Linked DNA regions of Mus musculus: all the other regions are linked to region 4. A link is a loop called in an ENCODE intact Hi-C map of the cell type or tissue named here. Cell type or tissue: heart. All regions are shown on one strand. Region 1 holds the start of Adam33 (a disintegrin and metallopeptidase domain 33). Region 2 overlaps Atrn (attractin). Region 3 has its middle 7.6 kb from the start of Gm30378. Region 4 has its middle 8.1 kb from the start of Pank2.

Region 1 (8,000 bases), 190 kb after region 4:
TCTCTCTCTCTCTCCCCCCTCCTTCCCTTCCCTCTCTCTTCCATGAGACTTCTTTCTATATTGCACAGGCTAGCTATCTTGAGTGTCCTGTCTCGATCCAATTGCCTGACCTATCATACTGGTTTTCTGTTTTTGGTTTTGGTTTTTTCGAGACTGGGTTTCTCTGTGTAGCCCTGGCTGTCCTGGAACTCACTTTGTAGACCAGGCTGGCCTCGAACTCAGAAATCCGCCTGCCTCTGCCTCCCGAGTGCTGGGATTAAAGGCGTGCACCACCACGCCTTTAATCCCAGCATTTGATGTTCGAATCGTATAAATGTTTTTTCTTCTGCCGTTGGAACTTTTACATTCCATATTCTCAGAACGAAATTATTAATCATCTTATTTCAAAGTTAAATCTCTTGCTATCCGAAATCATACCAAGTGTACGAAGTGATCTTTTCAACACGAAAGCAATGTCCTTAAAATTTGGGAAAGGGTCCCTCATGCCTGGGGGTCTGTGGTATAGAACAATTCTGTCCTGGCCATCGCTGTTCCTCTGCCCTGTGCCCACCACTGCATTGCCTTTACCAGGAACCACAGACTTCAGCAACGCGGCCACCACAAGACCCCTAGGTACCCAGATGCATCTCAGCTGCAGTGGGACAGCTTCACTGCTGTGGGACACTAGGTGCAGGTAGACAGATCCTGGGTAGAAAGGAGAATCCAGATGTCACTAGGGAGACTGCGACCAGAGATGTGTGCTAGGCAGACAGAGCAGCTGTGGGGATCACTTAGCTAGTGCCTCTATTCAGCACCAGAGAGGTTCTCTAAGAACCTTCCCGGACTTTCCGCCCTCGCCTCCCTTGGCCAGCGTGGATAGGATTGTTGCAGATAACGCCAGGGAGGGTCATCCTGGCTCCCGCAGCGCGGACTCCTGTTTTGCGGGCCAGGGTAGGGCCACACTCCTGCGCTCCTGTGAGGTGGCGCGAGGCCCGCTGAGGGCGGGAGGAGGCGGCCCCCTCTAGCCGGGGTGGAGCCAACAGCACAGCAAGAGTGAGAGGGAAAGGCACTCCCAGCCATGGGCTCGAGGTGCGGGAGACCCGGGGGGTCTCCGGTGCTGCTATTGCTGCCGCTGTTGCTGCCCTCGTGTCCGCTGCGGAGCGCTCGGATGTTTCCAGGTGAGGATACAGGCGGCGGGGGGGGGGGGGGGGGGGGGCGGCTCTAGGGCAGGGTGAAGTGGTGGTGGTCATGGGTTCCAGTGCAACTACAGAACATAGAGTTCCCGACCCTCGGCTACCTGGCCAGGACAGGATGTGGGAAGGGTCTGTGCTCCTGGTAAGGGTTGGCCCTGGAGCAGACTTGCCCACACTTACTTAGCAAAGCAAATAGGCAACACTACCCTTTCCTCAGTGCTGCCCAGCTCTGTCCGGAAGCTTCTGCACTTCCAAACTGCCAGGCCAGAGTGTCTCCCTGCTCCTGGAAGGACCTGGGGTCCTTGGAGTCCTGGTCTGCCCACAGGCCTAGCTGTCTCATTCGGCTCGTCCTCTTCTCATGCTGGGTCTGGGCAGTGTGTATGGTGTTTATACAGTTGCCTTATGTGGCAGTTCTTCAAACAGGGGTGTCTGCCTAGCCGTGCCTGGGGCTACCACTTTCTCTTCCTACTGTAACCTCTCCTTACTCCGGGACGACAGGGCTCTTAGCATCTCCAAGCCTGTAGGGTGAATCTCCAAACTCCACATAGCAAGCACTAGGCTGGCCAGAAGGCAGAAGGACCACCGGGGAGGAGGCAGTAAGGGCTGAGGGCTGGATATTGGGCAGTCTGGAAACCACCCCATATCTGTTGACTGCTGCTTCCGTAAGGCTTCTGAGGGGGCTGACTGACAGCTGTATTGCCTTTAGCCTGCGGATAGTTAATGGTGAGGAGAGAGAGCCTCTGTGTTTCCTAATGCAGACTGGCTTCCTCAGTTTCCACTTTAGTCCACCGGACTCCTAGCTTGCCTCCTTCCTTGTCTTGCAGGGCTGCACAGAGAACACTCACACCTGAATCCTTATCCTGCACCCTTGGTAATCCGAGGCCAGCAAGACTTGGTTCTCCATACTCAGTTAAGCCTTCTCTTGGCGGAGAGATCTTTAACCTCCAGGAAGGCTTCTCTGTCCTTCCTTCTCCTCCTCTCCCTTCTCTCTCTTCAGCCTCCATTCCAAAGCCACACTTGCACATCCCCACTTGCACATGGCTCACTAATTACGAAGCACATGTGACTTTAAGGACGAGGTTCCTGGAGCTGCTGCTATTTCAGATTTTGAAAATGTATATGAGCGTTTTGCCTGCACATGCATCTGTGTACCGCGGAGGTACCAGGAAAACCTGGGGGCCGGAAGAGAGAGGCGGATCCCCTGGAGCTGGGGTTACAGATAGTTATGAGGCACCATGTGGGTGCTGAGAACTGAACCCGGTCCTCAGGAAGAACAGCGAGTGCTCTCAATCCCCGATCCACCTCTCCAGCTCCCATTCCAGAATCTTGATGTCTGGGATCTAGGGAGGCGGTGGAACAAGGAGCTGGGATGACCCAGGAAGGGCTGAGCCAACAGAGCTCTCCACTCAGGCAAGGCCAGAGCTGGAGTGGCTGGGGTTTCTATGTTTTTTTCCTTTTTTTTTCTGTAACCTGTGCCAACTGGAAGATGCAGCGGCAGAGGGATAAGTGGGCTTGCTGCTATCTCTGCAGGAGCTTGGCTCCTGCAGGATAGGTCCTGTGAGTGTTTCTGGGACCAGATAGGAGAGGGGAGGTAGGAACATTCCTGAAGAACATTCCAACACCGTCTGAGTAATGCTTGGCTCCGATTCTCTTCCTGGAGCCCCTTGGAAACGCCTGGCCCAGGATCACTGAGCCTCTGAACCCTAGCTCCTTCAGGTTCTGGGCCAGGTCCGTCAGAGTCCCAACACCAGCATCAACCCTAATGGGAGTCAGGAGCTGTGGGACAGACATTTGGTGGCTGTCTTACTCAGATGGCAAAGGAGGCCTCCAAACACCTCCCTCACCATAAAGGCATCTACTACCCAGTCTAAAAATACCCAAGGCTGCCTCCTTCTTCCCAGCCCCTCTGCGCTGGGGTCTGGGCTTCTTCCCGGGACCTCTGACCTCAAACCAGCTCTCTAAGCTCTGGCCGCTTCAAATTCCCCAATGGGGATGGTTCCTGGTGCCTCGGTTTCTCTTTTGCCACCTCCCTGGTTGCTTCTCCATTTAGGGGATGCCCCATGAATACCAAATCCTGGAAGTGCTACACATGGAGTCCAGCTTTCAGGACCCCTCCTTCCCCGATGGCTTCCTGCTCCTAACTGCAATTTTAACACTATTCTCTGCTTTCACCCCAGGAAATGCCCATGGAGAGCTAGTCACTCCCCACTGGATCCTGGAGGGCAGACTCTGGCTCAAGGTCACCCTGGAGGAGCCGGTAAGTATCCGTTATCCTGTCCTTATTAGGGGCCCTAGGTCTCCCGCTCTCTGTCCTTTCCCCCAAATGCAGCGTGACAGTTTTTCTGGGGTTCTCAGAACCAAATCACTGTACCGTTAAGCCACTCCCTGTTGGGTGGGTGGGACAAAGAGACATCTAGATGGCGTGAGGCTGCACACATGGAAGTCATTTTGGGCTTCCTCCCTCCCACCCCCTTCTATTCCTGGCCCTAACCCTCTTCTCCATGGGGGAACATTCAGGCCATGCCCACTCAACTAAGCAAAGATGAGTTCATAGTTTGGGGCCTAAAGCCTTTCAGGAGAGCTCTGTGTGTGTGTGTGTGTGTGTGTGTCTGTGTGTGTGTGTGTGTGTGTGTATTCTGTTCTGTTTTGTTTTGATTGAGACAGGGTCTTGCTATGTAGCTCTGGGGGGCTTCAAGTCATGAGCCATCATGCCAGCCACAGGAGATTTTTAAAAGAAGGACACCAAAATGTCCTCTTTGGCCGTGTTTATGGGGAACATGTGACTCCGTGGACATGCTGCTGTCCTGTAACCTCAGCTTCCATGGCTGGAAGCCACCTGGGACAAGGAAGCTGTGGGCCATTCTCCTCCTGTCCCCAGATGTATTCTCACTCTGGTTTGCTTCTCCAGAGCCCTGCTCAGCCTCCTCCTAACTTCTGCTCATTGTGTTCCCCCAGAAGAGCCATGTGTGCCTTCACTGCTTCGCTGCCCATGGGGAGGCCGGCACTGATCCGCCTGGCTTACAGAGAGGCAAGCGAGCCCCACAGAGCTTGTAAAGTTGCTCATGCTTGAATAGTTCATTGGGCCTAGAAACCTGAGGCTCCGTGGGACCTAAGGGCTTCAGATGATTGGCTGCCTCCCCTTCTTTCCTATAACTACTCAGGCTGGAGAGAGTTCAATTCTGTACCTCCTGACAGAGGGCAGCCCCACTGTCCAAACCTAGAGTGTTGCAACAGTGAGGATGCATTCCCAGAAACCTAAACCTTCCAAGTCAGGGCCTTCACTGGGGTCCCCCAGACTTCTAGGACTTCTCTCAACCAAGCAAAGATGGCTTGTGGACATGCACGGGTTCCCCTGATGGTGGCCTCTCTCCTTGCCTGGCTCGGTCTGTGAGAGAATCCCAGGGGGACTCTGCTCTGCGTTAGGAAGCCTGTGAGGCCAGGCCAGGAAGAGCTTTGGCAGGGTGTGTGTATTTCACAAACAGGGTTGTACTGCAGGATGGGGATGGTGCACAAAGGGGGAGGGAGACCCTGGAGCAGAAGTAAAGGCAGCAAGGGCCGCAGAGGGAAGGGACCTTCCACTGGGGCTACTGCCTTTCTCCCAGAGCAGACATTTTCCCATAAAGCAAGAGGCACTCCAACCATATAAGCTCATGTTTGGGCCCTTGTGGAGCCTGTGGCTGGGGAAGTGAGGGCCATCTTCTCTACACCTGCTGCAGAAGGGCCCTGAAAGATTCTTGGCCAGGGTCCCAGCCCAGTGCATTTTGGGATAAAAAGGGAAAGCCATCGTGGGTGGGGAAAACATTTAAAAAAAAAATACAGCAGCCTCCCCTGGAATCTCTTGGGCTAGTTCCAGTTCTGGCTTCTAGCCAGGCTAAGTGGACTAGCCTGAGAGAGACCAAGTCAGTGAGAGAGGAGAGGTGGCTAGAGGGCCAAGGCCAGCCCTTCTGACATCTAGCTAAGAGAGTCAACACTTTTTAGGGAGCCAAAGTTGGGTTTCATGTTTACTTCATGAGTTCAGTTATGAGGCCAGCTCAGAGGAATTTCAGAGGATCGGGCAGTTTGTCAGAACTGAAGGTGGAGGAAAAAGTTTGGGTTCTCTCAGGAATGAGGGAAAGGCAGCAAGATGGAGAGATGTGCAACCAGGAGCTGTGGATGCAGCTGGGTGATTTGGTGCTTGCTTGGCATGTGCAAGGCCCTGGGTTTGATCTATAGCACCCACAGCAAACTAGCAAGCAAGCAAACAAGCATACAAACAAAACAGAAGCAAGGTTGCAGGTAGTACAAGAGATGGCCAAAGCTGTAGCCCACCCAATGACCCACATCACCCTCAGTGCCCACTGCCTCCTGCTTTTCCTGCCTTTTCATGGGGCTCCTGACTATGGCCATAGCATATGTCCATAGCAGACATAACAACATATGCCAGGCAACGTAGCAACTGCTATGTCCGTATATGGTGGTTATGCATCTTTAAGGGTCCGTTGTCACAAACACAAGCACTGAGAACATCTCTAAGTTACAACTCCCACACATATCCACTCCCTGCAATGCGAGAGCCAGCTGTTCCTATGAGCTTTCTCACTAGGCAGCTCTACATCCTACCGGTTCCTGGGCAGCCAGGTGGCCTTGGGGCCTAGTGTGTCACTGCGTTCCTTCTCGGTCAGATCTTGAAGCCTGACTCGGTGCTGGTGGCTTTAGAGGCTGAAGGCCAGGATCTCCTGCTTGAACTGGAGAAGAAGCAGTGAGTACCAGCGGGGGGGTTGCTGAAGTCCAGACAAAGACCCTCTCTGGAGAGGATCAGTGCTTTCTGGGAGGGGGTTGGGGGCTGGGTGGGAAGCAGCAGTGGGAGTGACAGGGAGAGTGGCGGATGTACTTGGGGCTACAGTGGACTGAACCCAACTGTAGGAAGTACATACCTGGTCATCTCATACCCTGGAGCAGCTGGATGGGCGGCTCCCCGCTGGAGAAGAGTGAGCACCAGAACAGACATTGACTGATACCTTAATTCAAAGGGAATTCTTAGGCAAAGGGAACTTCCACAGATGGCAGAAGAAAAAGCTGCGAAGGTCAAATCCAATGGTGACAGTTCATCTGGTCTACCTGGAATGCCTCCATCTGCGTGGAAGAGAACAGAGACATCTGGTCTACCTGGAATGCCTCCATCTGCGTGGAAGGGAACAGAGAGGAGAGGGCTGGGGTGGGGGGCTTCCCAGTGGGGCCGATCGAAGAGGGCATCTTAGTGCTAAAGATCTTGGATGGACCTAAAGAGTCAAAGAACGGGAGGTGGTAAAGGAGAAACACAGTGTCGAAGGAGTGCAGAGGGTAAGCAAGATGGAGGCGTGGAACTGCAGACTCCACCACCAACCACACCACTCGCTCATGTCTGCTTTCTTACGGACATTGCAGAAGGCACTCATTCATTTTATTCTCTCCATGGAATCAGACAGACTGGGAACAAACTGCAAACACCACGCCAAACCACAGTTCCTGACAGTGCCACATCCCTTCCTACTAAACGGTCTTGTACATGTGTGCACACATTGAACGTTAGCATGTATGAGTGCAGCCAGCAAAGCAGCAGAGTTGTAATGTGTGTAAGGATGGCTGGCCGTACAACAGCCTGGGTTTTTGATGGAGGACAATGTGAATTTGGAGTCAGGATTTTCTGTAAGGAAGAGCAATTGAAGTCAGGCATGGAGGTAGAGGCCTGTAAGTCCGGCTCCTCTGGGCAGGAGAAACACAGAGTCAAGTCAGGGACTGCCTGAGTTATAAAGAATGAGTTCAAGACCAGCCTAGGCAACTTAGCAAAATCCAGTCTCAAAATATAAAGGAGTGAGGAAGAGGGAAAGAGAAAAAGAGGGAGAAGGAGAAGGAGGAAAAGAAAAGAAAGAAGGAAAGAAAGAAAGAGAAGGAAGGAAGAAAGGAAGGAAGGAAGAAAAAGAAAGAGAGAGAGAAAGAAAGAAAGAAAGAAAGAAAGAAAGAAAGAAAGAAAGAAAGAAAGAAAGGAAGAAAAGCAGCTATTTATTTATGGTTGCAATGTTCCTGGTGGGGACAGGGAAGAAGCCTGAAAATGGAAACATTACTGATAGAGTCTAGCTCCAGGTAAAGGGACCCTTCCCCGGGTGGCTGAACAGAAGCAGCTACAGGCAGGTGGAAGTCGGAAGTACGCATCACTGAGGGACAGATGGAGACATGAGATCTAGCAGTCTGAGGAGAACTGGAGGGCCTGGGGTCCGCTCAGCAAAGGCAGGAGTACCCTGGCCCTACTTGGCCTCTCTGAGGTAGTATCTCCTGGCACACACACACACACACACACACACACACACACACACACACACACACACCTGCCTGCAGCAGGCTCCACAGCACCAAAGGTCCCCAGCCTGTCCTTCTGGGTGCTTCCCACACTTCCCATCCCCTTGACTAACCCACCTCAGGACTCGCTCCAGACCTTTGTCTTCTTTTTGCCTGAGGTTTTCTCTTTGAGGCACAGTGTCTCCTTTCTCTCTGACACACTGAATGCCTCCGCTAGCACTCAGGGAGGAGAGCTGGAAGCAAGCGGCAGGATGCAGGTCTAAATCCAGTGACTCCTAACCCTCCCCCTTTCCAGCAAGCTTCTGGCCCCAGGATACACAGAAACCCACTACAGGCCAGATGGGCATCCGGTAGTGCTGTCCCCCAACCACACGGTGAGACACTTTCATGGGATCTGAGAACATGGGGAGGGTGCAGCCTCAATGCCTACCCTGTCCTGTTTTGCATTCCTAAGGAGGTTGTAGTCTGCCTTCAGGCCCCACTTCCTCCTTGTCCCACCAACTTGAGCTCCTACTC
Region 2 (8,000 bases), 290 kb after region 4:
TAGGACTATATAATGTAAGCATTAGAGTATTAAAGAAAGAAGCAGAAAGCAGTAACAGAAGCAAAATAAGAAAAGTCAGCATCAGCAGGCTGTTAAGTTTCTCAATCTTAAAGCACACTTTCAAGTGACTAGGTAAAATGGCCATTCTGCATGTCCCTTATGGCAAATGCTGTGTTTGCAGAAGGCAAAATGCTGAGGTCAGAACTCAGGATCTTGTGCAAGCTAGATAAACACTCTATTGCTGGCCCACAACCCTAGTCCTTTGCATGTCCTTTACAGGACTAAGGTTCCTGGAGCAAATGGAAAAAGAGCTCTGCTGGTCAGAAAAGTATTCCTGAGCACACACCTGGATATAGTGCAGACTTCAGACTTGCTCTTTGACCCCATAACCTCCCAGTCCTATTCCCCTTACCTTATCGTGCACTTAGAACTGCCTTCTCTCCTTTTTTCTCCCCAAACCTCTTACCATTCAGATACAACTGTTAGGAAGTTGATATTAAAAATGAATATAAGATGTAAGACAGTAATAGAGCCTTTGCTTTCCAATTACCTGTTGTACAAGACTGCTGAATGGCCAAATCTGTTGACATCATGATGGAGCTCAGGTCTGGGAAGCACTGACCATCGGTCACAAGCTAAGGGGGAGAAAAACACATTTCAGAGTAGGTTGTCATATATAGTCCATGTGAACTCTCAGTCTTTATAGAAAAAAACATAAATTTTGAACCCAGCACTCAGAAGGCAGAAGCAGGAGGGTCTCTGTGCATTCAAGGCCAGCCTGTTCTACCTACTGAGTTTCAGACAGCCAGGTCAGAGAAACCCTGTCTCAAAAAAAAAAAAAAAAGGAAAACAAAGAATGCCTCATCCACAGCCTCATACCACATGCTTGTCTGTCTTTTAGTTATGTTATTATGTGTAAAGGAAAGCAGCAACAGCAGCAGCAATGTTTCAGGGCATGAAATAAATATACTGCACAGAACTTCTAATTAATGTAGTCATTCATCACCCACAACCCCCCTCCTGATGGTCACCACTCTGCTGTCTACCAGTTTTCCCTACCAGAATGTCTGCTTTAGTATTTGTGGTGCTAGGGATCAGTCCCAGGGCCTTGTGTATAGCAGGCAAGCACTCTACTGCTGAGATGCATCCCCGGAGCACCACAGTATTTTCTAACTTAAAATTTTTAATGCTAGGTATACAGCTATTTTAACTAGGGCACACATCTGTAATCCTAGCACTTGGGAAGGTGGAGCCAGGAGAACCAGGAGTTCAAAAGAGCCTCAGCTACAAGTACACAGCAAATCTGAGGCCTTTGCAGATAAGCTTTAATAAAAATGAACACACAGAGCACATATTTCACCTATGTCCTTCCTCAGCCGCCTGCACCCTAAATTAGGCTAAAGGATTTCTTTGTTGACAAGTCTGAAGGATTCTCCAGTCATTTTTAGCCACTCTTCTGGCCATTAACATATCTCACAGGTCATCAATCTCACCTATTTTCTCCCTGCTTCTCTGACACTCTCTTTAGTCTCTACTCTTGTTCAGACTCTGTTCTCCAACTGTCTCTGACTCTTGCTCATCTTTTATGCCCCACAATAACTCACCTCTCCTACAACCACCTCTCAGCAATCAGCTCTGTCCTAAAGACATCTCCAATTGGATATGCCCCACACTTACTTCATTCTCTTCTTCCCAGATCCTACTCCCTGATTTTATAATTTTTACTATTTTTATTAAAGACACGGTCTTACTAGATAGTTCAGACTGGTCTCAATCTTGCCATATTTCTCATCCTCCTAAGTTCAGGGATTATAGCCATGTGCAATCATGATATGTTTTTCTCTGAATCTGCTTTTAGTTTTGGCAAAGGTGGTCCATAGTAGACACTTGGGAAGAAAGGGCAGTTATATTTTTGTCAAGACACACAACAGCCAGGTACTAGAAGTCACTGCTCCTTCCATGGCCTTGATACAAACCTAATTAGGACTTCTGCAGTAGCAGCCTGCTAACTGTCAATATGCCCCTTCCAGATCACTTATCACAATGCCACCCAAGAGAGCTTCTTAAATTGGTCATGGTGGCCCATAAAGGCAGAGTAGGATGGTTACCATAAGTCTTAAGCCTGCCTGGACCATAGTGTGAGGGCCAGACTTACAAAAAGGAAAAACAAGAAAAATCTAAAATACCTACAACAAAAAAAGTCTAAGACACACATATGATTCTATCACTTGTGAGACTTTACACAAGACCAACCAACGATCCCTGGCACTCTGAATCAGATCTGAACATTCTAGTCTAACAGTCACCTGCTACCTTCTGTGTTACCATGACAAAAGAAAGGTAGCGGTTCAAAAGTCCTAAATATTTGACATGTACTTTCCTGCCTCTTGTCTGCACTAAATCCCCCTGCCCAGGAGGTCTATTTGACTCCCAGTGTCCCCAGGAACAAGCTCAGACAGCTTCTCTTCAAGGCCTCTCCAGACCACCCTGCTCACCCCAGTGGCTTAGGAGTGCTCGGAGGTAATTTCACATCTTTGTTTCAGCCAGCAAGAATCCTCCTGAGTTAAGATTATATTGTCTTCTCATTTCTGCTTCCACAAGCTTGAAGCTAAGGACTAACTATAGTGTACCCCCCATTCTCAATTTAAAAACTCAATGGCTGGCAAAAACACGTTTGTTAAAAACAAACATCTAGGGCTGACAAGATGGCTCAACAGCTAAGAAGACTCACTATTCCTCCAAAGGATTTGGGCACAGTATCCAGCACCCACATGGTGGCTCACAAAAGTCTGTAATTCCAGCTCTGGGGAATCTATGCCTACTTTTGGCTTCTATGGGCACTGAATATACATGGTGTGCTTAACATACATGCATGCAAAACACTCATACACATACAAGTAAACAAAATATTTTTTTTAAAAAATGCCTAATTTAGACTAGTCAAAATCATAGAGATATAGAAAATGATTTCAAGAGGCTGGAGTGAGGGATGAAGAGAGGAACTATTGTTTAAGGGCAGAGTTTCAGTTTTACAAGAAGTCGGCAAGCAGATGGTATTATAACATGAATAACACTAGGAATATATTTAAATCTAAACTACTTAAAACATTAAGATGGTGAGTGTTATTCTGAGCATTTTATCACAATAAGAATAATTTTTAAAATGAATCTCTAGTCAGGTGTGGTAGTACACATTTTTTTTTTTCATTCGTAGTACACATCTTTAATCTTAGCACTCAGAAGAGGCAGGAGGATTTCTCTAAGTTCAAGGTCACCTTGATCTATATACTGAGCTTCAGCCAATTAGACTACATAGTGAGGCTGTCTCAAAATGCAAAGACAAATAAACAGAAAGAACATCACATGGGTGATATTTACACAACAGAGCAGCTGATGTTTATTTTCCAGGAATAAACAGACACTGCCCTCTTCTGGCCACATGTATATTGACATCAACAGCATGTGTAAAACCAGGTTTCTAGGAAACAGCATATCCCATCAAACTTAACATAACACTGGTGGTTACAACTACCACCACTACTATGTAAGGCACTTATAAGAAAGAAGATACCAATTAACTCAACCTAAAAAAAGAATTAAAGCAATTAAGAAGAGTGATTTCACAAAGAATTTAATGTAGTTTAATCCAAAATAATGCTTTTCAATAGATGTGTAACCCTACTCAAATTAAATGCAAATTCTACCACCTGGACTTCTTTTAAATGGTGCAATTATTTTAACATAGTGATCTTTCCATCAGCAAAGAAAATATTCCTGAAGCTAAAACATCTTTGGAAAGCTTACCAATGTCATAAGCCATGAAGTCTGAGGAGAAGCATTTGGCACCGTGGCTCATGGAAGTGTCATTGTGTGTGTTCCCTCCAAACACCAGCATGGTTCCACTCACTATCACAGCTGTATGCAAGTAACGGAAAAATCGGCTGTCCTTAAGAATGGTCCTTTTGAGTTTATTTAGAAATAATAAATATAAGGTTAGTTTTAAAAGAATACTTATTTGCCAATTTAAATGTAATTACTTTATAACTTTAGATTCAAATGTGCAATACTTGATTTCCCCCTATACGTAAGCCACTTCCTTTAACAATCATGAAAATCTGTTAAAATTTCGGGAAACTATATTAAAAGCCCTAAAATGTTCATTCTCTATGGCTCCATAATTCCACTTAAGAATTCCAGGTAAGAATTGTGAAATACAAATCAAAATTTATGCTCAGTGTTTTATTAGTAAGGCAAAAGCCAGAGACCAGAACTTCCACTGCATAGGCTCCGTGGTTCACAGCCACTAAAGACCTGATCTTCAGCACAGCATAAATTGACAGTCAAAGCATGGTCTCTAATGTATGTTGAGAGAGGGGGTCAGAAAGGAAGAGGGAGGGAGTAGAAGGAGGAGGGAAATACAGAGAGACCAGTGCTTTATAATTGCATCATAACTCAAATTTATTTCCATTTGCTAAAAGTACCATACTCTTACAACCCAAGTTTCAGTTCGAAGTGAGTGAAAACCCTATCAAATAGGCACGAGAGCATCCTGTTTGGTGATGTAAATGGATAAAGATGGTATAGCCTATTCATGTACAAGGTTTGATCCCCAACACCAAAAAGAGAAAAGGAAGGATATGCTTTTTAAGTATGGATAAAATCAGCACAGCTTTTATTGCTGAGAATTCTGAAGAGAGGAAACCTTGCTAGAGTTCAGTGAATCAGGTCTAAAGCACTAAGCACTAACAGACAGCAACAGCACCATTAGTACCTTAACTCTATTACTGTATTGATCTCCTAACTTTGTTACATACAATGCTGAACAAAAGTCAAACCATAGCACAGTATTTTTAATCAATTGCCTCTGCAGATTCTAGACTACCAAGGGAAAGCTCTAGGAAAACACCCACCACATCTGAGTATCCACATCGTATCTGTAGAGGTCATCTGCAAGCCGGTATTTGTTGGCGCTGAAAGCCTTGTAGCCACCATGAACGTACAGAGCCTTGGTCCTGTCATCATAAACACTACTGTGGCCATAACCCCCTTGCACAAGAGCACCCTGAGTATGTAATATACTCCATGTGTTCTTTTCTGGATAAGAGACAATAGTTAAAGTCAATGTTGCAGGCTCCTCTTCTTATGAAATAATAAATTATTTAAACGATTTAAACATTAGTTTAAAGTCTAAACACCTTAGAGCAAAAGACGGAAGTTTAGGATATACTTTCACCTTATTATAAAGAAGACCATCTAGACAAGACTGCATCGGATCAGCACTAACTGGACTCAGTGTGCTAACCTTCACCCTGAAAGGGAGGCCATAAGGCTAGGAAGGAGATGCACTGGGAAAGCCTAGAGGAGCTGGAAGGAATGGCGGTGGATATGAACAAGCTATATTGTATACATGTATGAAATTTTCACAGAACAAGTTTTTAAAGATTCATATTTTGTTTTGTTTTGTTAAGCTAGGGTTTCTCTGTGTACCCTGCCTGGCCTGGAACTTGCTCTGTAGACCAGGCTGGCCTCACACTAATGGAGATACACCTGCCTCTGCCCCTTGAGTGCTGGGACCAAAGGGATGCGCCACCACACTGGCAAGATTCAAATTTTTAAAACAAATTCTAAAGATTAAAGATTCAAAGTTCTCTTAAGCAGACACTTAATTCCCTGTGCTCCTCAGTGAGTCCTTATGATCTTCAGATGCACTTTAATGATCTTTAGATGCATTTTCACAGGAATGTCAAACAAATGTTACAAAATTATAATTCTGACATTCCTATTATACAATAAAAACAATAAAATGTAACACAAGATTATACATTAAGGTAAAATAACAGTGCACTGGCCTAATATTTAAAGGACTAGCCAGAATTATTTTAGAGTGTTTACTGTTTTGCATTTTGCTTATTTTGATATCCAAAGCATTTAATGCTATCTTTGGCTCCTTGCAAGCTGACAAGAAGGGCCAAGGCCCTGCCTTGGCTTGGGAGGGGTCCTGAGGAAGGTGTTTCTGGGGGAGGGCAACTTGTCAACAAAAACAAAAAGTCAAATTGTGGGTCCAAGCTGGAGACAGTTTTCCAGTCTACTTTCTCTCTGACCGGCTTTCTCTACAGACAGCTCTCTCTCTAGACAGCTTTCTCTTGCTATTCTTTGCTGAAGGCAGTTCTCCAGGCAGTTCTCTCTTGCTATTGCAAAAAACATTCTGGATAGCTCGTCTCCTGCAGGTCATAAACCCAGTTACTCCAGGTTTCCTATAAATCAGCATCCTGGGACTCAGGCCCCTTGGGAGACAACAAGCACACATTTCCTTTTAACATTACAAAAGAATTCAGAGATCTACCTGCCTCTGTTAAGCACAAAAACTAGTTGGGTATCCTGTCTGGAAATTACCATTTCTACCACACCAAGGTCTAACTAACCTTGCTCTGTTCCAGGCCCACCCTGAACTCAGGACTTTGTCTGCCTTTGTAAGCACAAACTTAGCTGGGTGGCCTCCTCTAGCAATCAGCACTCCCTAAATCTCTTTAACTGCTTACTCAATATCTTTCTGACAAGTTGGCTCACAGCGAAGCTGCTTTTGTTCCTTTAGATCTGTGAAGCCCCTCATACAATTCATATTGCATCCTTCTATTTTTGTATAGTTGAGGAAGTATATGGTTTTGAACTCATGTTCTTTTCCACAGCCTTAAGAGCTGTCCTGAAGGTCCCACCATTTACTTCCCAGACTCACACTGGCTCTGATTATCATGAAGTCATTCACATTAACAGAAGGACATTACTCAGAAGAGGAGCATGAAATATGTACATTATTATACAAACAGGTTTATGTCCATAGTGTGACATCCATGGAGGCCCGGACCTGCTGCCCCTGTCTCAGGGCTGGAACCATGTCATTCTGTCCCAACCAGGACCATGCTGGACTCCTCAGTTCCCCCTCTTTTGTTACTAATTTGAGGGTGCAAACGTTGACTGTGAGCGCTTGACTTGCTTGATGTAGACTAATAGATGAAATAAATATCCCAAATTTCCCTCAGCTTTCCTTAATGCAATATACAGCTGCCAGCTTGGACCTACAATTGGACTTTTTGGGTTTTTTGACACCCCTTTCCTCAGAACCCCTCCCAAGCCAAGACTAGACCTTGACAAGTAAGAAACAGCTGTTGCACAGGGACTTCAACAACCTCAATCTCACCAGTTATCTACTGATACTATTTCAAGACAAGGTACTGGATCAAGATCATGCTGAATTTTGTTACGGTGTCCTAATAATAAGGGCAGGGGTTCTCAGTATGATATTCAAGATGCCTCCACTGGAAAAAATACATACCCAAGTCATATTCCTGCACAACGCTTATATATCCATAGAGTGGGCAATGACCGAAGATGACCAACATGACCACACGGCCAGATGCCAGTGTAACAATGTGTGCTGAGTGTCCAACCACTGCATACTGATCCTTAGCTTTCGGAGTTAACAATACCCATGATTCATTATGAATATGAAATACTCTCAGCTCATTGGTCACGTTCCCTGTTGAATCAATTTTTCCTCCATACATGTAGATTTTATCCTATAAGAAAGATGTAAACAGGATTTTTAAAACCATTAAGAAATCAACTCTAGGGCTGGAGAGAGAGTTTATGAACACTTGCTGCTCTTGCAGAGGACCCGGGTTTAGTTCCTAGTACCCACATGGCAGCTAACAGCCACCAGTTCTGATGCCATCCTCTTCTGACCTCTGGAGGAACAGTATACACAGGCATACATGCAGGCAAAACACCCACACACATAAAATAAAAATAAATACATCTTTTTAAAAATTATATTGGAAAACAACAATGAGTGGTTCACAATCTCATTGTGATCCCAGCTTAAGAAGTGTGAGTAACATGAGCTCTTCGGTGACTTGCTAGGAATAGCATAGAGAAAGAACCAACCAATACAATCACATTCTTCCCCTCTCTAAATCACCTTCTCTACATGAAACGTGTTACAG
Region 3 (8,000 bases), 160 kb after region 4:
CCAATAGAGCAGGACGCATAGGAGTGGGCCAGTGATCCCAGGTATAAAATGATGGGCTGTGGCTGTCCCAAGGGTGGGCCACGACGACATCTGCAAATGAGGGAAGCCCTGAGTGGTGAGCACTGGGTCTGGATGGAAGCTCTGGGGTTGGCAGTGAGCGCCAGTTCATCTCCTCCCATGTGCTGTACAGGTGGAGTAGGGACTAGAGTTTTTGTTTGGGGAAAGTATTATTGTTGTTGTTGTTATTGTTATTAATTACTTTGCTTATTTCACTGCTTTTAGGCAGGGTCTCATTCTATAGCTCTGGCTTGTCTTGCACACACAGAGATCCACTTCATTTGCCTCCGAAGTGCTGGAAGGAAAGGCCAGGAGTTCTTTCAGAGTCAGGCTTGTATTGGAGACTGTTTTCTCTCTGGTCTCTATCATGGCCTGCTCTCCTCATTATTCCCTGACAGAGCAAAGAATCCAATCTTGGGAAGGTTAGATGTTGTCAGGAGCTTCTTCAAGCTGATGGGGGATGTGTTGGCTCCACTTATTGTCTGTTATTCTAGTAGGGGCTCCATGGAGGAGCCATAGAAAGACACCCATAGTTAGGATGGCCTCGGTAGGCATTTTGTGTGGCTGGTAAATGAGGTTTGTGTTGAGGTGTCGGGGGAAGCCTCATTGAAGCATCATTTGGGGACAGAACTGTTGAACCCAGTGTGATGTCACGGGGAGGCCCTCAGGTGAATGTGTCTGTCTCAGAAGGGCTGGGCAGAAGAGAAAGGAGAAAGAAAGCCAAGAACATGGGATAGGAATTGAGCAAAGAAAGAGGCCGGGCACGGTAGTGCAGCCCGTAGATCCTAGCACTCAAGAGAGAGAAGCAAGATCGCTGTGAGTTTGAGGCCAGCCTGGTCTACATAGTGAGCTCCAAGATAATCAGTACTACAAAGAGATCCTGTCTTAATTAGTAAATAAATTAATAAAATAAAAAAAAACCCACCACCACAACAAAAGAAATCAGTGCTTTTCTCTCCGTCATTCAGGCTAAACATGCTGGGTCCATCAACTCTGGGGGCAGCAGGCTTCTGTAAGAACAAGGAGCCTTTAGATCCCATCAGAGCTGCTGGGTCAGGCATGGGGCAGACAGAGGGAATGCCCAGGGTAGACTCCTCATCACTCAGGAAGCACTGTGGCTAGAGAGAGCTGATCAGAGAGGTCTCGAGGCCCTCCAAGGGGCTTTCTGATGACTCCCAGCACACAGAGCGACTGCCCAGGGTCTCTATTGGAGGAAAGAAGAGGAGAACTGAGACTTCTCCACCTATGACATTGATGTGGCAATCGGATGTGAGGATTAGTGAAAGAATGGTTCTTTGGATTACAGTAGAAAGAAAATAAGGCTTTTTAGTAACTGCAGAGAGAGCAGTGGGCATAGTCACACTTTCCTTCCTTCCATTTGTCCTCCTCCTCCTCCTCTTCCTCCTCCTTCTCTCTCTCTCTTTCTTCTTTCCTTCCTTCCTTTCTTCCATTCTTCCTTCCTCCCTCCCTCCTCCCTTCCTTTCTCCCTTCCTTTCTTCCTTGAGACAGGTCTCTCTCTGTGACCCTGGCTGTCCTGGAACTTGTATGTACACCAGACTGGCCTCAAATGCAGGGATTCGCCTGTCTCTGCCTCCCTAGTTCTGGGATTAAAGGCATGCACCACCACGTCTAGTTCTCTAGTTCTCTTCTATTTCTTCCTGTGATAAAAACCAGGCGTCTCCAAGCCTGTTTGCCGTGCACACATTCTCAAGCCTGGGTGCTGTGTAAGTGAAGAATGGGCCCACTACTGGGTTTAGCCAGTATCCCTTCCTGCCTTCTTAGCCTCCTCTCCATCTCTCTCTCTTCCTGCCTTCCCCCTTTTTCTTTTATTCCTTTTGGGCTCTGAGATGTACTCAGCTACTGAGCTACACTCCCAGGCTTCCCCTCCTGGTACCTTTCTTTGATGAATTGCTCTCTCAAGGCAATTATGTGATTTCAGTTTGTTGTAAGTTTCTCCTTAAAGATGAGCTTGCAACTGAGTCCTGGCAGCTTACCTTCACAGTGGCTCATCTGAGGGCTGATGGAGACAGTGGAGACAAAGATAATTGGATAATTAATTGGAGCCCTTGTAGCTTTTAGCTTTAGGGAAGGCTTAATCCCGGGACTGGGTGATATATTTAAGGACCCAGGGTCACAGTGTCTCTCTTCTGCCTTTAGTCTTGTATTTATCCGGGCTTCTCCCAGTGGGAGCATGCCCCTCTTGTGTACTAAACAGGACCCAGCCTGATTGTACCTATCCACTAGAGAATACAGAGCTAGGGCTTTTTGTTTGTTTGTATTTTGAAACCCTGTTTCTCATGCTGGCTTGGAACTTGCTATGTAGTGGCTGGTGGCTTTGAACTCCTTATCCTCTTGTCACTGGGATTTTAGTGGTAATATGGCTTTGGTTGAAATCAAGGCCCTTCTGTCCCCAAGCTCCCCCACACTCTCACCAGTAAAGAGGAGTGAAAGGAGGATGAGGAGGCTCACTCGTGAAGCACTTGCTACATGAGCAGGAGAACCCCTTAAAGGTAGAAAGAGTGAAGCAACTCCACAACGATGTCCTCTGACCTCACGGAACCACACACACACACACACACACACACACACACACACACACACACACACACACAGGTACATGCATATACTCACATGCAAGTACACACACATGCATGCATGCACGTTCATACACACATACACTCACACATGCACACACACACGTACATACACACACACACGCACACACACACACGTACATGCACACCTACACAAAGAATAAATTACAATTAGAAAAAAGAAGAGTGGATTGATTTTGGAACCCTTAACCACAGAATTTCATATTCCTTTCTATTAAAATTTCCTTTTAGCTATTCTATTTAAAATTCCCAGGACTTATTTCTGTTCTTTTCTTTGATGGCTGCTTTATGGTTTTATGAATGTAATGGCGTTAAAATGTCCCCTTTCCTAGCCGTTCTGTTCTTTGTGTTCTCTGTTTGGGTCGGTCTGCTCACCTTTTGTTTACTGGTTCTTTTAGCCAGCAGTGTATCTGGGTGGTTCAGAGCTGGCCTCAGGAAATGGCTGCCCCTGTTCACATTCCATCCCCGCCCAGCTGCTGCACAAACCCCCGGCTCCAGTTTCTTTACCTCCCCGTGACTCAGCTTCCTGTGAACGGAGATGATAGTACAAGCTGGCTCGGAGGCTCCTTAGCCTCCACGTACTGCACTCAAAAAGCTGCCAGGACTGCACCAGGCCCCAGCCCTCAGTAGCTGTTTACTATCCATTTTTTCTTTCTTCCTCCTCTTCCTCCTCCTCCTCCTCCTCTCGATCCTCTTCTTTCTCCTCCCCCTCCTCCTCTTCCGCTTCTTTTTTCTTCTCCTCTTCCCTCTCCTCTTCTTCTGTCCCTGTCCCCACTCCCCACCCCCATGTAGTGCTGGGGGTCAAACTCAGGACCTTGTGCATTCTAGGCAATTCTATTGAGCCACACCCCTAGGCTCCCTCCCTCCCTCCTTCTGTTTCATTATGTAGAATGGGCTGGTCTCTAACTCTAGATTGTCCTTCCTCAGCCTCCCAAGTGCTGGCATTATAGGCATGTACTACCAAGCTTGGTGTTATTGTTTTGTGCTTGTTTGTTTGTTTGTTTGTTTGTTTTAAATTAGGGTCATGTAGCAGGTCCTGATCCCCCAATCTTCCTGCCTCCACCCTCTGAGTGTGGGATTACAGACTTGCATTTCTACACCCAATTCATCTTTCACTGACTTTACAACCTCTCTCTCTGCTCTTTCTCCTTCACCATCTAGTAACTGATCTTTATGCAAGTGGTCCCTGTGGCAGGAGGTGAGATAGCTATTGCTCTTCAAGATGGGCTGAACATCCCACCACTCTGGTATTTAAATACTTGGTTCCCAGTTGGGGGCTGTTTGATTAAGAGTGTGGCCTTCAAAGGGTGGATACTTCGTTCCTTCCTAGAATAGGGAACAAAATACCCCATGGAAGGAGTTACAAAGACAAAGTTCAGAGCTGAGATGGAAGGAAGGACCATCCAGAGACTGCCCCACCTGGGGATCCATCCCATATACAACCACCAAACCCAGACACTATTGCAGATGCCAGCAAGATTCTGCTGACAGGACCCTGATATAGCTGTTTCTGGTGAGGCTAGGCCAGTGCCTGGCAAATACAGAAGTGGATGCTCACGGTCATCTATTGTATGGAACACAGGGCCCCCAATGGAGGAGCTAGAGAAAATACCCAAGGAGCTGAAGGGGTCGGCAACCCTATAGGAGGATCAACAATATGAACTAACCAGTAGCCCCCAGAACTGTGTCTCTAGTTGCATATGTAGCAGAGGATGGCCTAGGCGGCCATCAATGGGAGGAGAGGCCCTTGGTCTTGCGAAGATCATATGCTCCAGTACAGGGAAATGCCAGGGCCAGAAAGCAGGAGGGGGTGGGTTGGGGAGCAGGGCTGGGGGAGGGTATAGGGGACCATAGCATTTGAATTGTAAATGAAGAAAATATCTAATAATAAAAAAAGGAGTGTGGTCTTGCTGGAAGAGGTGTGTTGTTGGGATTGGCTTTGATGTTCCAAAAGATTCATGCTTCCTGTTTTGGATCCAGGTATGAGAGCTCAGTTGCCCCCCCAGGACCTTCAAAAAATCTAGCCAGCAAAGAGCCCCACACCTCTAATGCAAAAAACCCTGGTATCTGAAGGAGGAGGAAGCAGAGGGCTCTGGCGCCCTCTGGGGGAGGCTGGAGGCTCTGCACAAACACTGCAAAAACTGGCTGGGGCTCCTTCACAGGAGCCCAGAGCCTGAGTAGGAGAAATGAATGGACTTAGTAATGAATCTGTAGTATTTACCCAGTTACAAAGCTGGTTCTCTGTCTTGCTTAATGGCTGGAGCAACCAGTAGCCACCTTGGACCATGAGTAGAAGCATTCATTGAATATAGCTGACTGGAAACAAAGGAGTCCAGTTTCAAAATGATCAAGTTGCCAGATACATGGCAGCACACAGCTGTAATCCAAGCACTAAGAAAGCTGAGGCAAGAAGATCACAAGTTCAAGGCCACCCAGGGACTATGTAATAAATCTCTATTTTAACCCATTCACACGCAAACATAAGCTGTATGCCAGTGCTAACTTGAGACACATTCTGGTTTATTTATACTGCTGCTATTTGGAGGTTTGGGTTTTGTAGCCAATTTTCCCCCTTTTATTGAAAATGGGTTCTTTTCTCGTATAAATATTCTGATTATGGTTTCCCCTCCTTCCCCTCCTCCCTTATCATCTGGATCCACTCCCTTTCTGTGTCTTATTAGAAAAGAACAGACTTCTGAGAGATAACAACCAAACTTATCAAAATAAGATTTAATAAAACAAAAGCCATCACCCGAGACTGGACCAGGCAACTCAAGAGAAGGCAGAAGAATCAGAGACCCACTTGTTTACACACTCAGGAGTTCCATAAAATCCTAAGCTAGAAGCTGTACCATATCCACAGAGGACCTGTGTGGCCCCGGGTAGGCCCTGTGCTTGCTGCTTTGGTCTCTGTGAGGTCACACGAGCTTTGCTCTCCTGGTCCTGTCCCGTCTGCCTTCTATTATCTTTCCCTCCTCTTCTGTAGGCTTCCCTGAGCTCTGAGGGGAGGGAGTTGATGGAGACATCTCCTTTGGAGTTGAGCGTTCCAAAGTCTCTCGCTCTCTTTGCATGATGTCTGGCTAGGGGTCTTTATTGTTCTCATCTGCTGCAGGAGGAAGTTTCTCTCACGATGGCTGAACAAGACACAGATCTATGAGTATAGCAGAATACCATTAGGAGTCACTTGATTACTACTTTAAAGAAGACAAAGTAGTATTCAGCTTTACCCTAGGTCCCTGGGCTATCTAGGCTCTGACTCTTGGTCACCTAAACAAGGTTACCATTGGTGGCATGGACCTTAAGCTAAATTAGACATTGGTTGGCTGCTGCCACAGCGGTGTCACCGTTGCTCTAGCATGTCTTGCAGGCAGGACAGTATTGTAGGTCAAAGGGTTTGTGGCTGGGTTGGTGTTATGTTTCTCTTTTGGTAGCATGCAGAGTACCTTTACCAAAGACACCAGACTATAGTGGTTAAAGCTCTGTGTAGGCACCAGCTCGACCTCTCCGTGTTCAATGAGTTGTGTGGGTATTGCCTTCAGCAATGGAAACTTGTTATATCGGTTTGTGGAGAGCAACCTGTTGTCTTGTCAACAGCCTGGGCTGTTTGGGGATTTCCATGGAACCCTTTGGCCAACGACTCAATTGGATATGACCCAGTCCCGTACTGTAAGCTTTGTTTAGTGACAAGAAAATGAATCATGACCCCAACTCCGTGTCCCCCATTATTCGGAGGTTCATGTATTTTATATATTTTAGGGAGTTTCCACTGCACTACATTTCCCATACCACCCCTCAAATGGCCCTCCATTCTAGCTTCCTCTCCCATGCTCCCTCCCCTTCCCCATCTGATCTTCTGTTCCAGCTCACCCACCTCTCATCTTTTTTTTTTTTTTTTTTTTTTAATCAAGACGAATATTCTCTGGGCAAATCTCAAAATATCTCCACAGATGGATTCTTCCACCTAAAATGAGACGGACGGAACCCACTTCACAGCGACCATGCAGACTCACTTCAAGTGCAGGAGTCTCCCTCACCTCAGAGCTGCCTTGGGCTTTTTATTTATGGAGGTTTCCATTGACCCAAGGAAAGGAGGAGGAGAGGAGTTGCCTGCTTGGGCCAGAGAAGCCAATCCCGACTCTGCCTCCTCACGCTAAGGAAGAGCAAACCAGTCCAGGCCTCCAGGCCTTAGCCTGCTAAGGGAGTTGAACAAGTAGGACCTCAAGCCCCCATTGCCAGTCACCAGTAAATCCCCAGAGCTGCAGAGAAACTTGGTATGGCACCTATAGTCACCCCACAGGGTATCAGGGTGGCTCAGGTCTGGCGGGTGCAGGCTCACACAGCTAGACTTTGTTCTAGACCACTGCTTCTGTCTACCCATGTGTCATATCTCCTATCTTGGCCAACGTGCTACCTGTAGCCTGTTCTTTGTACGACAGTGGCAAGGACACATGTGGGGAGGCCACCACAGAAGGACATTTTGAAGAACTTGCTTCTGTCTTGTCCATTAACATCTATTGGTCAAAAAGGTCACAGAGCCAAGACCAGAATTAAAGGCCGGAGAACATAGTTACCTTTGCCAAGTGGAAGAACCTGGTCTGTAAAGTACAGAAGAGCAGGTAGTGATGTGTCAACTTGTCACTGAGGAAGGAATAAATGAGGTGGGCATGGTGCTGAGTTCAAGGCCAACCTGGCCTAGATAGTGAGTCTAAAAACAAAAAAAAAAAAAAAAAAAAAAGGAAGGAGGAAGATGGCTTGAGAGTGGGTAAGCAGGTAAGAGATTGAGCTGCTGAGTCTGGGTTCAGATCTCAGCAGCCACGTAAAATATTCTGGTATGGCTGTTTGTACCTTTAATTCTCACACTCTAAGGGGTGGAGACAGGATCACTGTGGCTTGCTGGTCACCAGGCTAGTCCAGGTTCAGTGAGATGGCCCTGTTCCAAACAGATGTGAAGGGATAGAGCAGGACTTCCCACTTGTGCACACTGTCTGTCTGTCTGTCTCTGTCTCTCTATCTCTCTGCCTCTCTGTCTCTCTCTGTCTCACACACAGACACACACACACTAACAAAAGATGGAAATAGACCCAATTAGCTGCAGCTCCCTATGTCAGCTGCACATAGTAGGCCCTCAAATGGCAGAGAATCTTGTACTATAAGAGTGGTTTGTGGGCCTGGTGGTGGTGGCTCATGCATTTAGTCCCAGCACTCTTGAGGCAGAGGCAGGTAGATCTATATGAATTTGAGGCCAGCCTGGTCTACAGAGTGAGTTCCAGGACAGCCAGGGCTACACAGAGAAATCCTGTCTCAAAAAACAAAAACAAACAAACAAAA
Region 4 (8,000 bases):
AGGTGGCTTAATGGTTAAGAGTACTTGTTGATCTCACAACTATCCATAACTCTAATTCCAGAGGATAGGACACTCTTCTGACATGCAGACATAAGGCACACCCGTGGTACATAGACACGCAGGCAAAACACATAAAAAAATTGAAGAAAAAAGAAGTACTGTAAATGAAGATATAACAGGTTAGAGCATCATGCCTGGATATCATGGGACAGGCAGAGTGGTGCTGGCAATTAGCAGGAAGCCTCAGATCAAAATGTGGGTTTGTTTAGGGTTTCCTAAGTATCCCCACAATATAGCAGCTGATGTTCTCCAGAGCTGGTGTTCTGTGAGAAAACAGGCAGAGGTAACAGTGTCTTTTATGACTAAGGCTGGGAGGTCATACTCCATTATATATGACAATAGCTTGTTACTAATCAGGCCAGCCATATTCACTATAGATTGGTGTTTCACAAAACAGAAAAGAGAGGACTCTTAGAAACAACTTGGAGCCCATTGTCTGCCCTTGGCTTCCAATGAGTCACTTCTCTTCTCTCTTCTAAGTAAAAACTTTTGAGTTTCCACACAGTTTTCCTTGCATCTAAATGACAGCATCACCAGAGAGTAAAAGACGATATTGTCTTCGTTATTGCTCGTTAAACCCAAAGCCAAGCTGAGGACAATGTCTGTCCTGACTGGTTCTATGGCAACTTGACACAAGCTATAGTCACCAGAGAGGAAGGACCCTCAGTTGGGAAATGCCTCCATGAGGTCCAGCTGTAAGGCATTTTCTCAATTAGTGGTAGATAAGGAAGGGAGGGCCCAGCCCATGGTGGGTGAATGGTAGTGTGAAAGAATAAACTGAATAAACCCTTTACTCCCCAACTTGCATTTTGGTCATGGTGCTTAATTGCAGCAATAGAAACCATAATTAAGACAAGTAGGTACCAGTGTAGTGGGGTATTACTGTGACAGACCTGACCGTGTTTTTGGAAGAACAGAAGGACACTAGAACTTTGGCTAGCGACTGAGTGTCAAGGGCTCAGTGGGATGTTCTTTAGGAACCTGGAAGATAAGAAGGTCAAGAACAATGCAGAGGACGGAGGAGCCCCAGCTTGGGAAGTTTCAGAGGGAAGTTTAAGGACGTTCAGAGCTGTTTGCTATTTTGAATTAAGTACCTGTCATTCTCATCAGCTGGGGCTAAAGAGTCAGCCACGATTAAGAAGAGACCAACACCATTGAAGTGAAACCTTTGTATTACTGGGATCGTTCGTTTATGCTGGTTAGCCAGAGCTAAGAAATTATCAGTGGTTAAGAAGAGACCAGCGTCACTTTGGGGAAATGTTTCCTAAGAGCACAGAGAAGCTTGTTCCCTAGGTGGCCAAGACGGGACCTGGTGCTGGCAGCTGGGCTTGGTGACATGCAAGAGTTGCTCGGGTACTACTTGTTTTCAAGGCATGAAAGAAGAGCTGCTGAGGCTCAGCACTGTGAGAGGCCAGGAAAGACCATTGGTGAAGATGCAGCCTCAGTGGCAGCTGAAGACCCAGAATTGAGTGGGTCATACAGTGAAGTCCAGGCTTGGCACCATGAAAAGAGTCCAGGGAAGGCTACTGGAGAAAGGAGAAAGTGCAGCTCAGTGGCTACAGAAGACTCCAGGAGGGTCTGGAGAGATGGCTCAGCAGTTAAGAGTTAAGAAGACTGCTCTTCCGAAGGTCCTGAGTTCAAATCCCAGCATCCACATGGTGGGTCACAACCATCCGTAATGAGATCTGATGCCCTCTTCTGGTGCATCTGAAGACAGCTACAGTGTACTTAGACATAATAATAAGTAAATCTTTAATAAAAAAAAAAAGAAGAAGAAGACTCCAGCATTTTAGAGATGGCAGTACCACAGGATGACCACCAAGAACAGCAGCAGCAATGGAGTGGAGCCAGCAGAGCCTAGAAGGCAGGCTGTATGTACTACAGAGGCCAGAGCTGAAGAAATGATCCAAACCCTTCGGAGGAACCCAGTAGATAGTAAGTGAATCCCAGACATTGGATGGCTAGAGTTTGACTTTGGATTTATTTGTTACTGTACCCTGATTTTTTTTCCCTCTTGAAGTGAGAATGAATTTAGGGTCTTTTTATTTTATTTTATTTTTATTTTACTGGAGCCCATGACTGAAAGACTTTGAACTTTAAAAGACTTTAGATTTTGAAAGAAATTGGCTATTTTAAAGGGACTGAAATGTTAATGTGTTTGAGTCTGTAAATAATGTGAGACTTTTAAAGTTATATATGCTTATGTTGGTCTTGGTGGACCTAACAAATAAAGGCACACACATTTTAGAAGTGGCCATGGACTAACAATTCCAATAGACTCACAGGCTTGAATACTTGGTCTCTAGCTGATGTTTAGGGAGGATTAGGGGGTGCAGCCTTGTTAGAGGAGGTGTGGCCTTGTTGGAGGAGGCGTGGCCGTGTTGGAAGAGGTGTGTCACTGGGGGTGGGCTTTGAGGTTTCAGAAGACTCCTGCCTCTCCCAGTGTGTGCTCTGCTTCCTGCTTGCAGCCTTTATGATGTGAGCTCTCAGCTGTTCACACTGCCATGCCTCCGTTCCATCCTCATGGACTCCAACCCTCTTAAACTGTAAGTCCAATGAAATGCTCTCCCATTGATAGGAGCTCAACTTCACAACCTGACTTAACTGGTTAATGGCCACAAAGGGAAAGAGGGAGGTTCAGGAAATGCAGGCCCTTATTGGGCTTCTGGGTAATAATCGTAGGTCATGAGGAATTAAGTCGGGCTACACACTAGCTCCAAGCCAGAAAGAATTTCTTAGCTTTAGACTGTTCTGCTCCACCTACAAAAAGAACATGTCAGGTAAACAACCTACTCTGCTCCCAGTCACCCCACAAAAATAGCTGTAACTTCCGTGTGTGTGTGTGTGTGTGTGTGTGTGTGTGTGTGCGCGCGCGCCCACGCTGTGTCCCAGTCCCAGACCCTCTCATGCACTCAATTTTCATCCTAGGGGAGTGGGGGTTAACTGGGACCCCATGCTGTTAAAATAAAGCAGCCTCAGCCTGTTGATATAAAATCTGTCAGCTTTTCTGCCTCACTTTTTTTATACTATTTACTTTTTTTTTTTTTTTAAAGCAGAGACAGGGTTTTGTTATATAGCCTTGGCTATCCTGGAACTTTCTGGGTAAACTAGACTGGCCTCGAACTCAGATATCTGCCTGCCTCTGCTTCCCGAATGCTGGGATTAAAACTGCACCACCCCTGCCCTGCTACTAATTACTTTTTGTTGTTGTTGATGTTTTGTTTTTTTCGAGACAGGATTTCTCTGTATAGCCCTGGCTGTCCTGGAACTCACTTTGTAGACCAGGCTGGCCTCGAACTCGGAAATCTGCCTGCCTCTGCCTCCCGAGTGCTGGGATTAAAGGCGTGTGCCACCACGCCCAGCTACTAATTACTTTTGATTGAGAGAAAAAACTTTTCACACTGAGGATCAAACACAGAGCTAGGTAAGCATTTCGGCATTGTGTCAAACTTCTGGGGAAACACACACATGTCTACTCACCCCAGATAGGAAAATCATGACAGGACAAAGTTCAACTGGGTGAACCAATGAGTTTGTATTGAAATTACTTACAGGAATATGTATAGAATTACAGATCAGAGATGACCAAAATGAAGCAGCATCATTTAAAAGCCTACCTCAACACTAATGACTGGTGCCTTGCAAAAGCTACTTCCCTGGAGGACACACTTGGCGGAAACTCAACAGATCCAAAAATCTCCTCTTGGCTGCTCAGACAGCCATTGTTTATTGCTTCCATAAACTCAGGACAGTGCCCTAGGAAGCCTTGTAAATTTCAGCTTCCTCAGACAAATAAAGATTATTTACTTCCTGAGTTTCATGAAATTTCCCCTCCTTCCTGGAGGAAAGAATTCTGCTCAGAGGAGACTGTGGAAGACACTAAGTTACATCGGCAGTCTGCCAGGGGTTTCTGTTTTACTGTGGTCTGGTCTGTTTGTTGGGGGTGAGGGCTGTTAGTTACTATAATTAAAAACAATCAGCCTCAGGTTTGCCTGTGTGTGGCTCCTGCCTATAATGCAATACTGTGTAGGGCAGGGCAGGGACACTGCTGCGGGTGCTTCAAGGTTAGCCTGGGAAACAAAGCAAAAAACAAAACAAAAAAATAAAGGTGTCTGACCTTCAACAGACTGTCCGATGTGTGCTTACTGAAATGCACAGCCAGGGGGCAGGCTCTGCTGAGAGAAGCTGAGCAGTCCGGCAGAGCAAAAAGATGACTTTGACTCTCTTTAGGGGCGGGGAAATGACTGTAGCAGCACTTAGCCTTCCAGAGTTGTCAGCCCAAGGTAAAACAGACTGTCTCAGCAGATAACCCAGCAAAGTCCAAGATCGAGCAAGATTATCTGTAATCTCACAAATGCTGTTTTAAAAGGGAAACACGTCACCAGTCCAAACCCTAAAAGGGTGAGAGTGTAGATTCTTTCTTAGCTGTTTCCTGCTGAGGGGAGCTGTTGTTAGATGGAGTTAGCTTAAGGTGGCTGAAGGTCCTGTGGGGTTTTGAAAAGTATTATAGCACTGTAAGCAGATGACGTGGTCAGAGTAGGACTGAGAGCTTGTCCAGGAAACTGAAGAGAAGGGGAGGAGTAGAAGCCAGAGAGACAATGAGACCATGAAAGGAAATGAGTCTAGAGTTGATTTAGGGTGATGATGGTACCTAGTCCCACAGCCAAGAGTGCTGCACCAAAATGAGTGAGCAGAAGCATCAGAGAGCTAGAGAGCAGTGAAGGAAGGAAACAGGAGAAAACAGAGGACTAACCTAAGAATTGTATCTGGCCTAGGATGAAAGGGATGAAGGTCCCTTGTAGGCAGAGCCCTCCGCTCCACAGCATTGCAGATGTGTCAGAACAACTGGAGCAAAGGGAGCTGTGGGCGGGCGGGGGAGAGGCATTGGGGAAGCTTGGAGGAACAGTTTGTTTGGGTGTAGGGAGAAATTCCATAAGCAAAATGTTTAAAAGACAGGGTAAAAACATAAACATGGGGATACTAAGGAGGAAGGAAGTGATCAGGGGAAGAGCTGGAGTGGAGGGGTAGCAAAAACCCATACATAATAAAAGGAAAAGTATTGTCATAGGACCCAAGACCAAGTTCTCAGCACAAAGGAGGTATGTTTGACCCAGAGGAACAGAGGGCAGGGAATAAGAGACAGAGATAGAGATAGAAGATGAAGGAGAAGGGGATGGGAACAAGAGAGGGGAGGAGGGGTGTTGCCCCAGAGGACAAGGATTGCCTCTGGATAGAGAGGAGACAGATGTGGCCCATAGGAAAATGGTAATTTATAAAGGTGAGAGGGAAATCCCCATGTTAGGATGAAGTGCTTCATTTTTAATTTGGTCATGTTAATTGTAGGCCTCCAGCTGCTAGAGGATGAACAGGGTTCACCTGAATGGAGGGCTGAAAATGAACAAAGCCAAGACAAGGTTTTGATCAAGGCTCAAAATTTAATAATAAGCATTATGTTTATAAGGAAAAGAAACACAAAAACCCATCTCCTGCTTCAGCTGGAGTATGTTAGAGAATAAGGTCAGCACAGCAGCCAAAACAGCTAAGTTCCCATGGGAACTTACAACTACAGCCAAGACAGATGTTTCTATCGAGGTCGATAAGACCTATCATGACAAATGTTCAAGGTCTGCTTAGCCTGCTCACGCTGAAAAGGTTACAGTTAATTATATGAGCCAAAGTGGGCTTTTGATTGTTGGACCTGAATAGTCAGCCTCAGGAGGAGGAAGTGGCCAAATAAGGGAATAGAACTTGGTGTCTAGCTTTAGAAAAGTAATCCAGAGAGGCAGAGAGCATGGGAGAGACCAGAAAGGTCTGTCAAAACCATGTTCCACCCCTGAGCTGACCAGAGTCCCTTCACATAGGAGGATGTCTGTAGGTGAATGTTTGTCTGGTCCCTGTGTGATCTGGACCAGTCAGTCATTCTTCAGTGACAGGGTCCTGATTGGGAGGTGCCAGAAGGTGAAAAGGAGAGAGAGGATGAAAGCTGAGGCTGGCCGGTCTTACACAGACCTTTTCTTTTTGAGGGGGATGAGGGGATTCAAAACAGGGCTTCTCTATGTAGCCCTGGCTGTCCTGGAACTCTCTGTAGACCAGGCTAGCTTTTAATTCACCTGCCTCTGTGTCCCCAGTACAAGACATGAACCACCACACCTAGTATATAAACCTTTTCTTATACCAAGCAAGCTTATTAAGAAGTATACCAACCGAGTGTGGCGATGCACACCTTTTGATCTTGACACTTACGAGGTGGAGGCAGGCAGATCTCTGAGTTCAAGGCCATCCTGATCTACATAGTCAGTTCAGGACAGCCAGGGATACATAGAGAAATCCTGTTTTAAAAAACAACAAACAAAAAAATAGATGAAAAGAAAAGAAAAAAGAATTAAAAAATTATAGGATCTTATATACTGTATGTGGTGGGGGTGGGGGTGGCCAGGGTTAGCAGAGAGCTAAGTCAGACAATCTTGGTAAAGAGAATACAGGATACTCCAGACACAGCTGCCTTAGAACAGGTCAGGGGGAAAGAGTCAGGTCCCCATAACCTCAAGTTCACCAGCGCTGCCAATTCTGTCATCAGGGCCTCTGAGAAAGTTGTGGGTTGGCCTGGCTCTGCACACCTGTGTTTGGATCCTTATCTCAAACCTGTTGGGATTTATTTATTGGTGCGGCAGAAGCAGCACTGTTAGAGGAGAATACAGATTCCACCCTCAGCAGCAGACACATCTAGCTCTGAAACGTGGCAGCGGCCAGAGCACCAAGCTGCTCTGAAGGATGTTAAACTGAGCTTCCATTTCCGGTGAGACAGGTTAACGGATGCACAGAAGGCTCCAACCTGGCTGCTTTAGTTCTGAGTCTCAAAACAATGCAAAAAGAAGAGTGAAGGGGAGGGCCCATTAGTCCCCCTTTCATCCAAACTGCTCCCAGAGGCTTGCCCCTCTCTGACCCCATCTCTGTTTAACTGTTTCAAGCTGACAAAAGGTCAACAAATGGGGTAACAAAGTGCCTCAGAGGAGGGTCCATCCAGGGGGCCGCCATAAAACATATTATGGTGAATACTTTATTTTATTTTTGTTTTTTTCGAGACAGAGTTTCTCTGTATAGCCCTGGCTGTCCTGGAACTCACTCTGTAGACCAGGCTGGCCTTGAACTCAGAAATCCACCTGCCTCTGCCTCCCATGTGCTGGGATTAAAGGCGTGCACCACTACTGCTCGGCTGAATACTTTTTTTAAAATTACAGTGTATTTATGCATGTGTGCTTGTGCATGTGTACCATTGTGCATACGTGTCACAGTGCACATGTGAAGATCAGAGAAGTTGGCGCCTTCCCTCTACCATAGAAGTCCTGGGAATCAAACTCAGGTCACTGGGTTTGGTGGCAAGTGGCCTTTACCTGCTGAGCCATCTCACTAGCCTTCAGCCTCTTTATGAGAGGGTGAGCTCCGTACAGAAGTGTGGCACCACCATGGTCGAGTCTCATCCTACTACCATGACCTTGGTACCGAGTTTCAATCTATGAATTTGAAGAGAGGAAATACACCTTCAAAACATAATACCAACTTATTTTCTCCCCAAATCTATGAGTGCCAGTTTTATGTTTTTAATCAACATTTGATCTTAATATCTTATAAGCTCCCCCATATTTAGCTATTATGTTACTTTTTCCATCAATATGATAAAATGTCTCGCACAAAAGCAACTTAAGAAGGGTGGGTTTACTGTGGCTCACAGTCTGAGTGAGGACAGTCCATCACGGCAGGGAAGTAAGTCACAGCAGCAAGCCCTTCTGGAAACACCTTCCTGGTCACACCCAGAAGCATGTTCCCATGGTGATTCTAAATCCAGTCAATGACAATGAAGATTAACCATCACAGTTTTGTAAATGTATTACTTTGAGATGGGCCCTTGGTCCTAAACCTGCAGCAACTCTCATGCTTCAGTC

Evidence for each region. A loop is a pair of places that touch in the nucleus more often than their neighbours do. Peaks named below come from ENCODE experiments on the same cell type or tissue, not always from the same donor. Only the 100,000 strongest peaks of a DNase experiment are listed, where the experiment ranks them.
Region 1: a loop joins it to region 4, with 4 times the contacts of the local background. A loop is called at or near these places in 4 of 42 quality-filtered maps.
Region 2: a loop joins it to region 4, with 4 times the contacts of the local background. A loop is called at or near these places in 9 of 42 quality-filtered maps.
Region 3: it touches region 4 in a loop (11-fold over the local background); 33 of 42 quality-filtered maps call a loop at or near these places.

The regions. Positions count from the first base shown.
Region 1 is chr2:131,056,572-131,064,571 of GRCm38, reverse strand. It overlaps Adam33 (a disintegrin and metallopeptidase domain 33), which reads left to right and starts at 758. Exons shown (of 21, transcript NM_033615.3): 1 at 758-1,157; 2 at 3,350-3,429; 3 at 5,834-5,910; 4 at 7,780-7,858. The coding sequence starts at 1,058. In heart, no CTCF peak of the experiment used is centred here; DNase peaks (open chromatin) are centred at 4,661 and 4,951; H3K4me3 peaks cover 1,582 bases; H3K27ac peaks cover 2,746 bases; H3K27me3 peaks cover 4,402 bases.
Region 2 is chr2:130,957,479-130,965,478 of GRCm38, reverse strand. It overlaps Atrn (attractin), which reads right to left. Exons shown (of 29, transcript NM_009730.3): 8 at 7,331-7,574; 9 at 4,911-5,094; 10 at 3,805-3,959; 11 at 551-635. Among named protein-coding and RNA genes, the nearest start is that of Atrn, 55 kb to the right of the region's middle. In heart, a CTCF peak has its summit at 3,438 (motif pointing left); no DNase peak of the experiment used is centred here.
Region 3 is chr2:131,091,823-131,099,822 of GRCm38, reverse strand. No RefSeq gene overlaps it. Among named protein-coding and RNA genes, the nearest start is that of Gm30378, 7.6 kb to the left of the region's middle. In heart, no CTCF peak of the experiment used is centred here; DNase peaks (open chromatin) are centred at 3,172 and 4,782; H3K4me3 peaks cover 329 bases; H3K27ac peaks cover 2,247 bases; H3K27me3 peaks cover 225 bases.
Region 4 is chr2:131,250,398-131,258,397 of GRCm38, reverse strand. No RefSeq gene overlaps it. Among named protein-coding and RNA genes, the nearest start is that of Pank2, 8.1 kb to the left of the region's middle. In heart, a CTCF peak has its summit at 4,210; a DNase peak (open chromatin) is centred at 4,207; H3K27ac peaks cover 1,119 bases.